Linked DNA regions of Mus musculus: region 1 is linked to region 2. A link is a loop called in an ENCODE intact Hi-C map of the cell type or tissue named here. Cell type or tissue: heart. All regions are shown on one strand. Each heading gives the region's core, and the rest is flanking DNA. Links, peaks and the distances in the headings are about the cores only. Region 1 has its middle 11 kb from the start of 5430402E10Rik. Region 2 holds the start of Gm14744 (predicted gene 14744).

Region 1 (8,356 bases), core at 273-8,272, 49 kb before region 2:
CTGGGTTCAGTTTTTAGCAACTATATGGTAATGCACAACCGTCTGTAACTCTAGGTCCATAGCACTCTGCTCCATCTTCTGGCCTGGGAAGGTACTGAAGTCAATTGGTATAGTTGCACTTATGCAGACACTTAAATATACACATAATTAAAAAATAAAATACATTTAAAATGTGATTTCCTGGGATGGGGCTGCCTGCTGTTATTCCAGGGCTAATGAAGCAGAGATCGATGTATTTCTGAGTTTGAGGCCACCCTGGTCTATATTTTGAGTTCAAGGATAACCATGGGTAAATAATGAGAATGTATTTCAAAACAAAATAACAAATCAAAACTGCAACAAAAACCAAACTAGTGAATAATACCAAAAGAAATAATTTTAATGGAGAATAACTACATATTTCAGTAATGTCTCATTAGTAGACTGAATAAATTATCCATAATATTATGCACACTATATTCAGGATGTGATTTAAACGTTCTATGATATATATTTTAGTATGTGAGGCTTTGTTGCAAGAATGGCTTAAGAGTCAGAAGGTGTCCTGTTTTTTAATTAATCAGAAGACAGGAGTCCTTTCACCTTCTTGAATATGTCTTTGGTACTGATTTATTGTCCTCCTCAGGCCAAGAAGCTACAGCCTTTCTTGGGGTGTTTTGATTTTCCATGGAACTCTATTACCCTCTTGCTGAGGCTTTGGGTGCTACACGGGACTCTATCCCCCTCTTCTGGGTGTTTTGAATACTGCATTGGAACTTATCACCTTTTGGATGCTTAGGTACTGAATGGGACACTATCATCCTCTTCCAGATGCTTTGGGTACTTCCTGGGGCTCTATTGCCCTCTTTTGGCTGCAGCAGTCCATAGGAAGTTTTCTTCCACTTTTAGATGCTCTGAGTATTGCATCAGAAGATATCACATGCTTCTTGCGTTTGTGAATACTGCAGGCTATTTTGTCCTCTTCTGGATGCTTTGTGCTCAGTATGTTCAACTATTATCCTATTTTTGCAGGTTTTAAAACTGTTGTACTCATCTGGGCACTGCAGGTACTACAGTCACCCGATACACAAACAGATACATATACATAATTAATACTGAATTAAATAATTTTTAATATAGGATTAAAAACTGAATACAATTACACCCCTCTGGAGTAGACATATTGTAAATACACCTATGTAAGAAAATATAGTGATGTTTAATTGTGTTTGCTATTCCAAGACATGCTAACAAATATTTATTAACATGTCATTATATAAAAATTACATTTGAATATCACCTGCTACTATAAGGAATGATAATGGATTATTCAAACCATAACACATGTACCTATTAAAATAATTGTGTTTGTTTTTTCATATCTGTAACTCAAAATTCCAAGAGACCTGATGCCCCTTTCTGCCATCTGCAACCACCAGGAGTGCACATATCGCTCATATAGGCATGCAAACAGATTATACATGCTCATAAAATTAAATATTTTTAAATTGTGTTTCATAAATAAAAAGCAATGGCTCAAATTCTAACATTCAAATTGTGGGGAATTCTAAAAGACAATAAATATTTCATTAGTATTAACACATTGAATTTGAGATCTTTGGACATGACCTAGAAGAAGTCATTGTTTCTAGTGCAGAATGAAAGCTGGGCTGCAACAACAAAAACTGAAACAACAGAAAGCCTACACACTCATGGAAACTGAACAATACTCTATTCAATGATCTCTGGGTCATAGAATAAATAAATAAAAGTGTTAAAGACTTTCTAGAATTCAACAAAAGGCACAACATACCCAAATTTATGGGACAAAATGAAAACAGCATTGAGAGAAATGTTCATAGCAGTAAGTATCTTCATAAAGAAACGAGAAAATACTCATATCAGCAATTTAAAAGTACGCTTAAAAGCTCTAGATAAAAGAATACAGGAAATAATCAAAATTAGGGCTGAAATCAATCAGTTAGAAATTAATAAAACAATATATGTATCAATGAAACCAAGAGGTGGTTTGTTGAGAAAATCAGCAAGGTAGACAAACCTCAAGCCAAGGTAACTACTTGACAGAGAGACATTATCCAAGTAATCAAGATGAGAAATGAGAATTGAGTGATAAAAAGAAATAATGTAAAAAAATCAAAAGAATTATTAGGTCTTATTTCAAAAGCCTGTACTCCACAAAATTGGAAAGTCTTAACTAAACAGATGATTTTTTAGACAGATACCTCTTACTAAACTTAAATTAAGATTAGATAAAATATTTAAACAGATGTATAACCCCTAAGGAAATAGAAGCAGTCATTAAAATGTCCCATTAAATAATACAAGAGCCAGATGGGTTTAGTGCAGAAAAATACTAGACATTCAAAGAAGAGCTAATACCAATACTCCTCAAACTGTTCCAGAAAATAGAAACAGAAAAAAACACTGCAAAACTCATTCTATGAGACTACAGTCACCCTGATACCTAAACCACACACAGAGTCAACAAAGAAAGAGAAATTCAGACCAATTTCACTTATGAACATTCTTGCAAAAATACTCCATAAAATACTCTCAAACTAAATCCAGGAACATATCAAAAACTTCATCCACCATGAGAAAGGCTTCATCCCAGTGATGCAGACATAATTCAATATACAAAAATCCATCAATGTAACCCACCATATAAACAGAATTAAAACATAAACATGATCATCTCAAGAGATCCTGAAAAAGACTTTTACAAAATCCAATACCCCTTCATGTTAAAAGTCTTAGAGACATCAGGATTACAAGACACATACCTAAACATAATAAAAGCAATGTAAAACAAGCCAATAGACAAAATCAAATTAAATGGTGAGAAACTTAAAGCAATTCCATTATAATCAGTGACAAGACAAGGCTGACCACACTCTCCCTGTCTATTCAATATAGTACTTGAAGTCCTAGCTACAGCAATAAAACAATTAAAACAGGTCAAGGGGATATAAGTCATAAAGGAAGAAGTCAAAGAATCATTACTTGCAGATGATATGATAGTATAATATAAGTGACCCAAAAATTCTACCAGAGAGCTCCTACACCTGATAAATACTTTGAGCAAAATCCCTGGATATAAAATTAACTAAAAAAATTCAGGATCCCTTATTTATACAAATAATAATTAGTCTGAGAACTCTAACCGAGCAAGAGAAAGAACTATATGATAAGAACTTCAAATCACTGAAGAAAGAATTTGAGGGAGATATCAGAAGATATTAAGATCTCTCATGCTCATGGATCAGTAGGATTAACATTGTAGAAAATAGCCATCTTACCAAAGCAATTTACAAATGCAATATAATTCCTACCAAAATTCCAACACAATTCTTTACAGTCATCGACAGAGCAATTCTCACCTTCTTATGGAAAAACAAAAATACCCAGGGTAGCTAAAACAATTCTGAACAATAAAAGATCTTCTGGAGGTGTCACCATCCCTGAAGTCAAGCTGTACTACAGAGCAATGGTAATAAAAACTGCATGGTATTGCTATAGAAACAGATAGGTTGATTAATAGAATCAAATTGAAGACACTGAAATAAACCCACACACCCACAGACACTTGTTTTTTCAAAGAAGGCAAAGACATACCAGGGAAAAAAATCAAACAACTTCAACAAATAGTCTGATCTAACTGGATGACAGCATATACAAGAACGCAAACAGATCCATACTTATTGCCATGCACAAATCTCAAGTCCAAATGGATCAAGGACCTCAACATACAGCTGGATACACTAAATCCAATAGAACAGAAAGTGGGGAATGGTATTAAACTTATTGGTATAGGAGACAAGTTTCTGAACAGAACACCAGTGGCTTATGCTGTAAGATCAAGAATTGATAAATGGGACCTCATGAAACTGAAAAACTTCTGTAAGGAAAACGACACTGTCATTAGGACCAAACAGCAACCTTCAGATTGGGAAAAGCTCTTTACCAATCCTACATCTGATATGGGGCTAATATCTAATATATACAAAGAACTCAAGAAATTAGATACCAACAACCCAAATAACCCAATTAAAAATAAAGTACAGAACTAAACAGAGAATTTCTAGCAGAGGAATCTCAAATGGCCTAGAAGCACTTAAAGAAATGTTCAACATCCTTACGGGATGCAAATCAAATGCAAATCAAAATGACTCCGATCTTCCTTCTTACACTTGTCAGAATGTCTAAGGTCAAAACTCAAATGATAAGACATGCTGGAGAAGATATGGAATAAGAAGAACACTCCACCAGTGCTGGTGGAAATATAAACTTGTACAAGTTTGGAAATCAATTTGGTGGTTTCTATCTCAAAACTCAGGCATACCATTCCTGGGCATATACCCAAAAAATGTTTTACTATTCAACAGGGAAAGTTGCTCAAATATGTTCATAGAAGCTTTATTTGTAATATTCAGAAACTGTAAACAACCTAGATGTTCTTCAACTGAAGAATGGATAAAGAAAATGAGGTACAGCTACACAATGGAATACTATTCAGCCAGTCAAAAACAAAGACATCCTTAACTTTTCAGGGAAATGGGTGGAACTTTAGAATATCACCCTAAGTGAGGTAACCCAGACCCAAAATGACATGCATGTTATGTACTTACTTGTAAGTGGATATTTGCCAAAATAGAGTATACCCACACTGTACTCCACAGACCATAAGAAGCTAAATAAGAAGGAAGGCCCATGCAAGGATGCCCGAATCTCACATTGACAGGGAAATAAAACAGTCATAGAGTTAGATGGAGGCAAGGAATTGTGTTGGAGAGGGGATGGGGTGGGAAATGGGGGTGTTTGGGATCTTGAGTGTGGAGAAACAGGAGAGATGGCCAGATAGCCATGAAAATGAATGGAAATCTGCAACTGACAGGGGTGGGGAAGACATCTCCAGGACAAGACAGAGACATGGGATAAGGGAGACTCCCCAATCAATCAGGGTGGCCTTAACTGTGACTCATAGCATTGGGAATAAGGAACCTGATAAGGCCACTTCCTATAGCCAGGTAAGAACCCCAATGGAGTAATAGAGAAACCAATCTACCAACAAATCTTTTGATGAAAAATGTGTTCTGTCTAGAAGACATACAGTGAAGGTGGATGGAGCAGAGACTGATGGAATGGCCAACCAATTAACTGGCCCAACTTGAGATCCATCCTATGGACAGCACTAGTCCCTGACATTATTATACTCTTATACTCACAGATAGGAGTCTAGCATGGCTTTCCTCTGAGAGGCTCTACCCAGCAACTTACTCAGACAGATGCAGAGACCCACAGCCAAACAGTGGATGGAGCTTGGAAACTCACAAGTAAAAGTAGGAGGAAGACATGCAGGCCTGAAGGGGATAGGAGCTCCAGAGGAAAACCAACAGAGTCAAATAGCCTAGACTTTTGGAACTCTCAGAGACTGAACCACCAACCAAAGAACATACACAGGCTGGACCTAGGCCTCCCTGCACATATGTACAGATGTGCAGTTTGCTCTTCATGTGGGTCCCGAACAACTAGAATGGGGCTATACCAAAAGCTGTTGCCTGTACATGGAATGTGTTCTTTTAGCTGGACTACTTTATCTCATCTCAGTGAGAGAGTATACAACTAGCCTGGCAGATACTTGATGTTTCAGGTTGTAGGGATGTCCAGGGATGGACCAACCTGCTCAGAGGAGAAGAAGGGAGAAAAGTATTGTGGGAGGGTGTGAAGAAGAGGGGGCATTGAACAGGATGTAAAATGAATAGGTAAAAAAAATTAATTAATTAATTTTAAAATATTCTCTTTCTTTCTCCTTCTCCTTCTCCTATTTCTCTTCTTCTTGATCTTGAATCAACAGTTTGAAATGAATAAAGAGTTAGTGTGGTTTACATAGTAAGTGATGGGGACTGAGAGAAAATATTTTTGATTAGATTTTTCTTTATTTACATTTCAAATATTATCCCCTTTCTTGGTTTCCCCTCTGAAAACCCCCTATCCATCCCCCCTCCCCCTGCTCACCAATCCACCCACTCCCTCTTCCTGATACTGGCATTTAATTTTCATGCTGTATTTTCTTACTTTATCTCATGTACTTGAGAATGTTCATATCAATTGTTCAAGAGATATCATGCTTGAATTTTATTAAATGACAAAATAATAAGTTTAGTTTGAGAAAGCAAAGTTAAACCTGTAGCATAGATCTTCAAGGAAAATATGTATACATAAGTTATATATAAATATATCTATAAAGTACTTGGAAAATTTATTTACAAGAATATGCAGTCCAAACACTCATGAATACATAATTAAAATTAATTTAAATTGGCATAAATAAATAATTTAAATTTAAATTTAAAAAATATTCTTAAAGATCTGTGCCTGGAGCTGACCCTGTGTCAGAGCTCTCCATACACAGGGCTGGTCTCCCAAGAGGGCTCACACACCTGAGAGCACACATGAGACCACCACTTCTAATCAAATTCCTGGTCCAAGAGGGACCCACCCAGAGCCATCAGGGCACAGGAACCAAGGAAAGGACAAGGAAAGGATCATTCCGGGTTCTGTCTTCATTCTGGAGCTGATCCTGTGCCACAGCTCTTCATACCCAGATTCCTCCCAGAGAGAACTGGTTTGGCAGGTGTACTGACACACAGGACAAGCCACAGTCAGAGACAGCAAAAGCAGCTAACACCAGAGATAACAGGATGGCAAGAGGCAAGGGCAAAAACATAAGCAATAGAAACCAAGGCTACAGCCCTGAGCAGACCTTGGGTGCAAACTCTGCAGCCAGTACGACAACACACAGAAGAAGCTACACTGTAACATGCCTAGGATCCTCGGACACCAGGATCCCAGGATCCCAAGGGCTTGGTCAAATCAGTATTTCAGGATCCCAGAGGCAGCTTTATTCCAAGGAGCTCTGACACATCCAGGATACCAGGATTACAGGATCCCAGGATCCCAGAATCACAGGATCACAGAATCATCTGGACTCTGAGGAATTTTGACACAAGCAGAATCACAGGAAGGACAGGTTCCAGTCAGATATAGCAAGGGCAGGTAGATATAGTAATGACCAGATGGTGGGAGGCAAGTGAAAGAACATAAGCAACAGAAACCAAGGCTACTGGCATCATCAGAACCCAATTCTCCTACCATAGCAAGTCCAAGATACAGCATCATACCAGAAAAGCAAGATTTGGATCTAAAATCACTTCTCATAATGGTGATAGGGATTTTAAGAAGGACATAAATAACTCCCTTAAAGAAATACAGGAGAACACAGGTAAACACAGTCCCCCAACCCTTTTTTTTTTTCAGAGTAAATGTGGTTTTTATTATCCTTTTGTTCGGGAGGGATCATTGAGTGGGCTTGTGACACATATGCTTGCATGCATATTTATCAAAAGGCAATGAAGAATATATTTTTTCAGTATATTTCACTAGTATATAAGAGTTAGATATTTAATGTTTTGCACAAAGAAAGGTATTACATCACTTTCTCTCAAAACACATGTATACACACAGAGACACGTATGAACACATACATATGTCACTCATTCACATCACCTTATCTTAGTTTATCACTTCCCTTTTAATGACCAAAAAGTTACATAAACTACACATGTATAAAACGTCACCGTCTTCATTATCTTTTTTTCTCTGTAGCAATGTATTTTCTTTTTCTTTTTTTTATGTTTTTTTTTGTTTTTTTTTAATTAGGTATTTTCCTCATTTACATTTCCAATGCTATCCTAAAAGTCCTCCATACCATCCCCCCCACTCCCCTACCCACCCACTCCCACTTTTTGGCCCTGGTGTACCCCTGTACTGGCGCATATAAAGTTTGCAAGTCCTCTCTTTCCAGTGATGGCTGATTAGGCCATCTTTTGATACATATGCAGCTAGAGTCAAGAGCTCTGGGGTACTGGTTAGTTCATAATGTTGTTCCACCTATAGGGTTGCAGATCCCTTTAGCTCCTTGGGTATTTTCTCTAGCTCCTCCATTGGGGGCCCTGTGATCCATCCAATAGCTGACTGTGAGCATCTACTTATGTGTTTGCTAGGCCCTGGCATAGTCTCACTAGAGACAGCTAAACACAGTCCCTTAAAGACAAAACACAAAAATCACTTAAAGAATTACAGGAAAATACAAACAGGCAAAGAAATAATAAACGAATAAATAAATAAATGAATAAAACTATCCAAGACAGAACTGGATCTAAAAATGTAAATAGTGACAATAAAGAAATCACAAAAGGAAAGAACCCTAGAGATAGAAAACCTAGGAAAGAGATCAGGAGTCATAGATGCAGACATCACCAACAGAATACAAGAGATAGAAGAGAGAATCTCAAGC
Region 2 (8,356 bases), core at 103-8,102:
TCAGGGTCTCTCCTTTTCCTACATCACATAAAGCAGAAAGGAAGAAAAAGTGTAGCTTACAGTACTGGGTGGCTCAGAACAGATGGAGTTATAATGGGTTGTGTGATATTGATGCATGGAAACATCTTACTTTGTGGGCCCTCCCTCACCCCATCAGTCTCATTCTGATCAACCTAAGATCTCTAAAGTAAAAAGAACACATTTAATGAAGCTGAACTATGATAGTCCACACCCTAATGAATAATATCGTTATTTGTGGTGGAATTGTTATTGTTGTTATTGCCATCATCACTATTAATACTCCTACTACTACTATTATAATTATTCGTACTTTCCATATGACCGTATATTTATTTCCAAAAAGGCCTGTACATAATCCTGGTGTTTGAAATACTTGAACTAAATGTTTGTCCATGCTGACTTCTACCTTACTTCTGTGTAGATTCTGGAGTCCGTGCCTTGGATAATTGATAATTATCAAAATAAGCAGTGAAATCAGGCTGAACAGGCTCATGAACCTGAATCAATTACGACTCCAACACCACCCCACCTCACCACTTACCCAACCTCACTACCAGATTCCAGTACCCAGTACCCAGCCTCCAGTCCCCTGCCTCCAGGCCCAAGCCCCCAAATTGCCTCTGCTTCCTCCATTGCCCCTCACAACTTTGGTAAACAAAGCAAGATTGTTGGGTTTATATATATATATATATATATATATATATATATATATATATATATTATCATGACACAAAGCAAGGTCATCTGGAAAGAGGTAACCTCAATTAAGAAAGTGCTACCCTCAGACTGCTCTGTGAGAAACCTTGTAGACTCATTTTCTAGATTGACAGTTGATATGGAAGTGTCCACCCCACTGTAGGAAACTCAGCAGCACAGTTTTCTTTGTTAGTGTTTGATGGTAGGGTGCCTAGACTATGGGTAGTGCCACCTCTGGGGAGATGGTCCTGGGTGCTAAGAGAAAGCATGCTGAACAAGACCTGGGGAGCAAGCCAGTAAGCAGCACTCCTCCATGCCCTGTGCATCAGTTCCTGCCTTCAAGTTCTTGGCTGTTTGGTACAGAGACAGATGGGTCAATAATTGGAATAGGATTGAAGACCCCAAAATACCCCCAACACACACACACATGGACACTTGATTGTTGACTAAGAAGACACTACCATATAGTAGAAAAAAGAGAGCATCTTCAGCAAATCGTGCTGGCCTACCTGGTGGTCTGTATGAAGAAGAATACAAATTGATACATATTTCTCACCCTGTACAAAGCACAAGTCCAGGTGGATCAAAATCCTCCACATAAAATCATATATACTGAATCTAATAGAAGAAAAAGTAGGAAATAGCTTGGAAGGTATTGGCACAGGAAAAAATTTTCTGAACCAATGGCTCAGCTCTAAGATCAACAATTGACAAGTGGAACCTCATAAAACTGAAAAGTGTCTTCAAGACAAAGGACACTGTTAGTAGGAAAAACAGCAACCTACAGATTGGGAAAGAATCTTCACAAACCACACATCCAATAGAGGGCTAATATCCAAAACATACAAAGAACTCATATATTAGACTCCAGAAAACCAGACAACCTAGCCAAAAACTGGGGTACAAACTAAGCAAATAATTCTTAACTACGGAGACTTGAATGGCTGAGAAGCAATGACTTCTTTTTGAAAATGAACTGTGTTATAGGAGCTTAAGCCAAATCAACCCTTTCTTCCCCAAGTTGCTTTTGGTCATGGTGCTTATCATATCGATAGAAACCCTACAAGAGGGACCACTCTCACCAGCAACTAAAATCACATTTGTCTCCTGTCCGCTCTCATCCACATTAACGTTGTGAAAGAAAAGGGCGCCATCTTCCTTCATTACAACTTCGAAGTAATTTCTACCAGAGTCTGCAATTAAAAGAGAATCAGCTTAGAAATCAGTAGAATCATTGGAGGTTTCACTATTATTTTACATATGAAATCTATGATATTTTTATTTCTTTTTCAATTATTTGACAAATGTCATTTACAATGGTTTAAAATTGTAAATGAGAATTACTAAGTGGTAGAGACACTCTTGCATTAATTAAAATATTTTTTTGAATTTAAAAAGAATGTCCATAATTAGACGGGAATGCTGGCACACGCCTTTGATCCCAGCACTTGGGAGGCAGAGGCAGGTAGATTTCTGAGTTCAAGGCCAGCCTGGTCTACAAAGTGGGTTTTAGGACAGCCAGGGTTATATAGAGAAACCCTGTCTCAAAAAATGAAAAAAAAAGTTCATAATTACCTTATGTCTCCACAGCCTATTTAAAAAGTGAACACAACGCTAATATTAAAATACCACACTGAAGCAGGGATGGTGACTCAAACATCAAATCCCAGCAATCAGGAGGATCTCTGGGGCTAGCCTTGTCGCAGAACTAGTTATAGGACAGCCAGGGCTATGCAGAGTAACTCTGTATCAAAAAAAATTTTAAAAACAACCACAAATGTGTCTATGTATGTCTGTGTGTGTGTGTGTGTGTGTGTGTGTGTAGCAAATGTATAGTTTTCCATATATTAAACCCTTAAGAAATCAGTCCTGTAGCTTTATGGGACTGCCTTCTAAATGTCATTTATACTTAAATAATAGGCACAAAAATGTCTCTAATAATACTTTTGTATGAATGTGTATAATACACCTTAACTGATAACATAAATGTCTGGAAGTTTAGTTAGGATTTTGGAAGTTGCATCAAAAATTATCAGATGAAATTGTTCAAGGATCCTGGCCCTTTAGTTGTGCGGCCTTGTCAAACCTTGCAAAATTTCTCTCTGTCTCTCTGTCTTTCTGTCCCTCCCCCCCTCTCTCAATTAGATTATGCATCCCATTAATTGATTACATACTCACAGTCAGTAGTGTACCGCCCATCTTCTTGTTTTTCTCCCACAACAGTGTGTGTCTGACACTTGCCATTCATCCTTCAGAAATAAAAATCAAAAACTTGCTTCTGAATTTACTCTTTCAGGTTGCTCATATTTCCTTATTGTGTGGTAGTATTAACTGTCTTTGGGAAGTGTTTAATTTGTTTAAATAAACCCACATCTGAAGACTGACACCAACACTCTGGGGTTATGATTGACATGGAAAGTAAATCCAGGCTTCCAGGGGAAGACACTGTCCTCATTTTCTACCCACATTTCCTGTTCATGACTAGTTTCAACCAGAATTACCCAACCCTGTAAAACTGTAGAACACATTGCATTCAGTGTTCCTTAAATCAAGGACACAACTCAGAATAAATATGCCCAGGAGATCAATTCCATTTTTTCACATGGCCCAAGTGTCAGTGAAAATTTCACAGACATTCATGTGCCCAGTTTCTCAGTCCTGTCCATGTGCATCAGGTGAATGTCACTTACTGGACATGGAATTTGATTTTGAGTGTCCCACAGTCGTCATTGCACTCCATATGCTCAAAGTACGCTCTCAGGTCTCCATTCATCTTTACTTTCTCCACCTTGTCCGCAGCTATGTAAAGGGTGCGCCAGTCCCCATTAACCTAAATAGGACAGACACCATTGCAAAAGTTGGTTAGTCAATCTGTTCCCTTTTATTCAGCAACATTTGTCCTAATTACTACATGACAACAATTCCATAAGTCAACAAATGAACTTGGACCAAGTAAAATGCAGATGTCTCTCTGCTAGAGAGTAGATTAGGAGATTGTGTCATCACTCATTCACACTAGAATATGGAACACAGGATACAGTTCACACTTTGTCAATCAATAACAATGCAAAGTCCAATCTGTAATTTTCTCTTCTTAACCTTCTTTCATACTAGACAGAAGTCATTGAAAACATGCAAAGAGTTGAAAATACACTAGGACTGCATTACAGATAGGATTCAGATAATGTATATATGCTATATATACCACATATAATATGTAATGCCATACCATTTATAGTATATGATATATATGCTCAAACCAACTACAGAGTGTACATAAACACCCCAGACCCTTTATCCCCAAATGCACACACCTCTGAGGGACTGATATCAAGAGATTCATGATGTGCACAGGATACACCTAATGCAAGCGCAATTAGCAGGAACTTCACCATGGTAGAGCCTGGATTCTCTCCTTCCGAAGGAGTTCAGAGACCAAGGGCAGGTGATGGGGAGACCCAGAACCATCTCCACCTTATATAGTATTGATTATTGGCCTGAGATTGGCATGGATTGCCTGTGGTAAAATTCCAGCATATCCTGGTGGTGGAAACATCTGTGATGACAATTCTGTTTTTCTGCTACTTTTGAAATAAGATTAACTTGAGTAAAGCCATGAAATTGACCTTTTAGACTTCTGTGGACTTGGGCTAGCTGTCAGAAAACACAAATATCCATGTCCCTAAAGTCCAAGTTTCTCATTTGGAACACTTTAAAGAAATGAACTTATTTGACTCAGGCTATTTTAATGATGACAAATTTTCCATCAATCAGACCCTTTGATCACAGGTTACCATATGGATATTAACAATTTTTTATACAATTGAATATCAATGGACATATATTTCTAGAACATTCTAGAGTGTTCTAGAATGTTCTACAACATTCTGGGGCATTCTTGTAAAAACCTTTGTGAAGAAGTGTACTGTTTTCCTTTCTGGGCAGGAATTTGCAATTTAGATTCATGATTTTAAATATTTTTATAATTTGATATTTTCATCAAGATGTGAAGATTTTTAATGATGTAAAATTCCCATTGTTTTGTGGGTACATTTGTTGATACTATGTCCTGGTAATCAGCATTGCTTTTGCTAACATTACTTTATATATTCAATAATATATACACACACCTTTGTTTCTGATTGCTATAAGTGTATTTTTTGACAACTGTGTCTCTAAATCATTTATGCAATGAAAAGTCAGCTGCTAATTTTCTCATGTTTGTGTCTGAGAAATTCTCAACGTTTTCTCCATTGAGAACTTTGACCTGTGGATGGATTTGCAAATATTCACCGAAATGCATGACTCAAAACTAGTTGTCAATGTTCCAAGGCTTTAAATAAGAAATATTCACCCATCCCATGTTCAGAAAGGTTCTTGATGTATGTTCTTCTTTTTTAGTATACCCCATACAAATGTGATCCTTATTATATTTTTACATATTTTTCTTGATTCATTCCTTCTTCTCTGTGTTTGATTATTCAAGAGATAACTCAGTTCCACTGGAACAAGATTGGGCTGACCTACAAACATATTTATTTTCATCCATTCATTTCTTGTGAAATCTCTACTTTCCTTCAGAATTCTAATGTGATTTGGAATACAGATAATGTTGGGAAAATGTAATGAAAATCAACCAGAAAAAGCTGTCATTTAATACTTCCAAAGTGGATAATTACTTAAGACTGTATGTGCACTCATTAAAGTCCTTCTCATTTCTCCTCCAGACCCAGTAACAACAACACATTAATCCTATTTATTGAGTATCCTTCTGGAAAATTACCTACAATTTTGCACAAACTCAGGTTCATTCTTCCACATTTCCAACAGTTTTATTAAAATATAAGCTTTCCTTCCTTATTTATTAAGTGAAGTGAGTTTCTCTCCCTTCTACCTGATTACAGAGAAAGGTGATACAACACAGCCTAAACTGGAGTCTTGGAAAGATAAAAACAAATTCTGCCTCATGTCAAAACATACATTTATTCCTAAGGAACTTAAAGATTATCTCTGTCTGTTTGAACTTTAATATTGAAGCATGTACACAAACACACACACACATGCACACACACATACATACACACACATACACACATGTTTCTTATGTTCTTGTGTATTTATTCATAAATATTTTATATATGGATATGGGTTTTTATATATTTTCTATCTGTGGATATATATTTATGTGTAATGTAAGTATAGCTATATTTTACATTCAGATTTATATATTCCAATTTATACATGTATGATACATATATACATGTGTGATACATACATATTTGTTTCCATTTTCAGTAATTTACCAATTAAATTCCTAATCCACACATTTTGTCTACCTCAGAAAAGTGAAGAAAGAATGGAAAATGTAGGTGCTTCAAAGGACAGAGTTAAAACATACAAAATACTGACACAACGGATGCTGTTATTGAAGTCATGGCCAAGCTTAGAACTCTTTGATGTCTGACCTTTGAGTAGAACTTGGCTAAAAGTCTGTCTCCTTTCTTCTTCTTTTTTAATTGGATATTTTATTTATTTACATTTCAAATGTTATCCCCTTTCCTGGCTTCACCTCTGGAAAACCCCTATCCCATCTTCCTCCATCTCTTTCTGAGGGTGCTCCTACCCACCCATTCCCACCTCACCACACTGACATTCCCTGACACTGGAGCATTGAGTCATTTACAACTCAAATGCTATCCTAAATGTCCCTTATATCCTCCCCCCACCCAGTAGCCTTATTTATAATAGCCAGAACCTGGAAAGTGCCCTGATGTCCAAGGGCCTCCCTGCCATTGATGCCAAACAAAGCCATCCTCTGCTACATATGCTGCTGGAGCCATGGATCCCTCTATGTGTACTCTGTGGTTGGTGGTTTAGTCCCTGGGAGCTCTGGGGTTACTGGTTATCTCATATTGTTGTTCCTCCTATGGGGCTGTTCATCCCTTCAACTCCTTCAAGTACCTTCTCTAACTGCTGTATTGTGGTCCCCATGCTCAATCCAATGGTTGGCTGCAAACGTGTGCCTCTGAATTTGTAAGGCTCTGTCAGAGCCCCTCAGGAGACAACCATATCAGGCTCCTGTAAGCAAGCACTTCTTGGCATCCCCAATAGGGTCTGGGTTTGGTGTCTGTATGTGATGGATCCCCAGGTCGGGCAGTCTATGGATGGTCTTTCCTTCAGACTCTGATCCACACTTTGTTCCCATACTTCTTTTAGACAGGTTCAATTCTGGGTTAAAAATTTGGATATGAGTGGGTGACTACGTCCCCCAACCTGGGGTCTTGCTTAACTTCTGGATATGGTCTCTACATGTTCATCCTCCCCTTTTTTGGGCATTTCAGCTAATGGCATCCAAGTTGGGACCTGGGAGCCTCTTAATTTACTGGCATCTGGGACTTCCTGATGGCTATCCCTGTTTCCCATCATTCATTGCTACACACCTCTGTTCAAATTCCTGACCCTCTGTAAAATCGTCCCTGTCTCCTAGCACACTTGTTCTTACACCCCAGTCCCTCTCCTTCTCCTCTCTTCCTTCCAAGTCCCTCCTATCCTCTACCTTCCAAGAATATTTTGTTCTCCCTTCTAAGATGGTCTGAAGCATCCATACTTTAGTCTTCTTCTTGAGCTTCATATGGTCTGTGAATTGTATCTTGGGTATTCCGAGATTTTGGGTTAATATCCACTTACCATTGAGTGCATACTATATGTTTTCTTTTGTGACTGGGTTACCTCAATAAGGATGATACTTTTTTGTTCCATTCATTTGCCTAAGAATTTCATGAAGTCTTTGTTTTTAATAGCTGAGTAGTTCTCCATTGTGTAAATGGACCATATTTTCTCTATTTGTCTGTAGAAGGACATCAGGGCACTTTCCAGGTTCTGCCTATTATAAATAAGGCTACTTGGTGGGGGGAGGATATAAGGGACTTTTAGGATAGCATTTGAGTTGTAAATGAAGAAAATATCTAATAAAAATTATTATAAATAAATAAATAAATCTATTATAAATATAGTGGAGTATGTGTCCTTGTTATATGTTGGAGCATCTTTTGGGTGTATGTTCAGGAGTGGTATAGCTAGATCCTCATGTCCAATTTTGTGAAGAACCACCAGACCAGTTATACCACCAGATTAGTTATACCTCCTTATAATTCCACCAACAACAGATGAGTGTTCCTCTTTCTCCACATCTTTGCCAGCATCTGCTGCCACCTGAGTTCTTGATCTTAGTCATTCTGACTGGTCTGTAGTGGAATCTCAGGGTTGTTTTGATTTGCATTTTCCTGATAACTAAAGATGGTGAACATTTGTTTAGGTGCTTCTTGTCCATTCAATATTCCTTAGTTGAGAATTCTCTCTTCATGTCTGTACTCCATTTAAAATAGGGTTATTTGGTCCTCTGGAGTCTAACTTTAGAATTATTTGTATATTTCGGATATTAGCACTCTATCGAATGTAGGATTGGTAAAGAACTTTTCCCAGTCTGTTGGTTTCTATTTTGTCCCATTGACAGTCTCCTTTCCCTTACAAAAGCTTTGTAATTTTAGGAGGTCTCATTTATTGATTGTTGTTTTTAGATCATAAGCCATTGCTGTTCTGCTCAGGAAATTTTCCCCTGTGCACATGTGTTTGAGGCTCT

Evidence for each region. Peaks named below come from ENCODE experiments on the same cell type or tissue, not always from the same donor. Only the 100,000 strongest peaks of a DNase experiment are listed, where the experiment ranks them.
Region 1: a loop joins it to region 2, with 3 times the contacts of the local background. A loop is called at or near these places in 8 of 42 quality-filtered maps.

The regions. Positions count from the first base shown.
Region 1 is chrX:77,910,023-77,918,378 of GRCm38, reverse strand. No RefSeq gene overlaps it. Among named protein-coding and RNA genes, the nearest start is that of 5430402E10Rik, 11 kb to the left of the region's middle. In heart, for the core only: no CTCF peak of the experiment used is centred there; no DNase peak of the experiment used is centred there.
Region 2 is chrX:77,860,569-77,868,924 of GRCm38, reverse strand. Gm14744 (predicted gene 14744) reads right to left here and starts at 4,167. Exons shown (of 7, transcript NM_001085544.1): 1 at 4,032-4,167; 2 at 3,408-3,547; 3 at 2,896-2,966; 4 at 1,800-1,910; 5 at 1-18. The coding sequence starts at 4,112. In heart, for the core only: no CTCF peak of the experiment used is centred there; no DNase peak of the experiment used is centred there.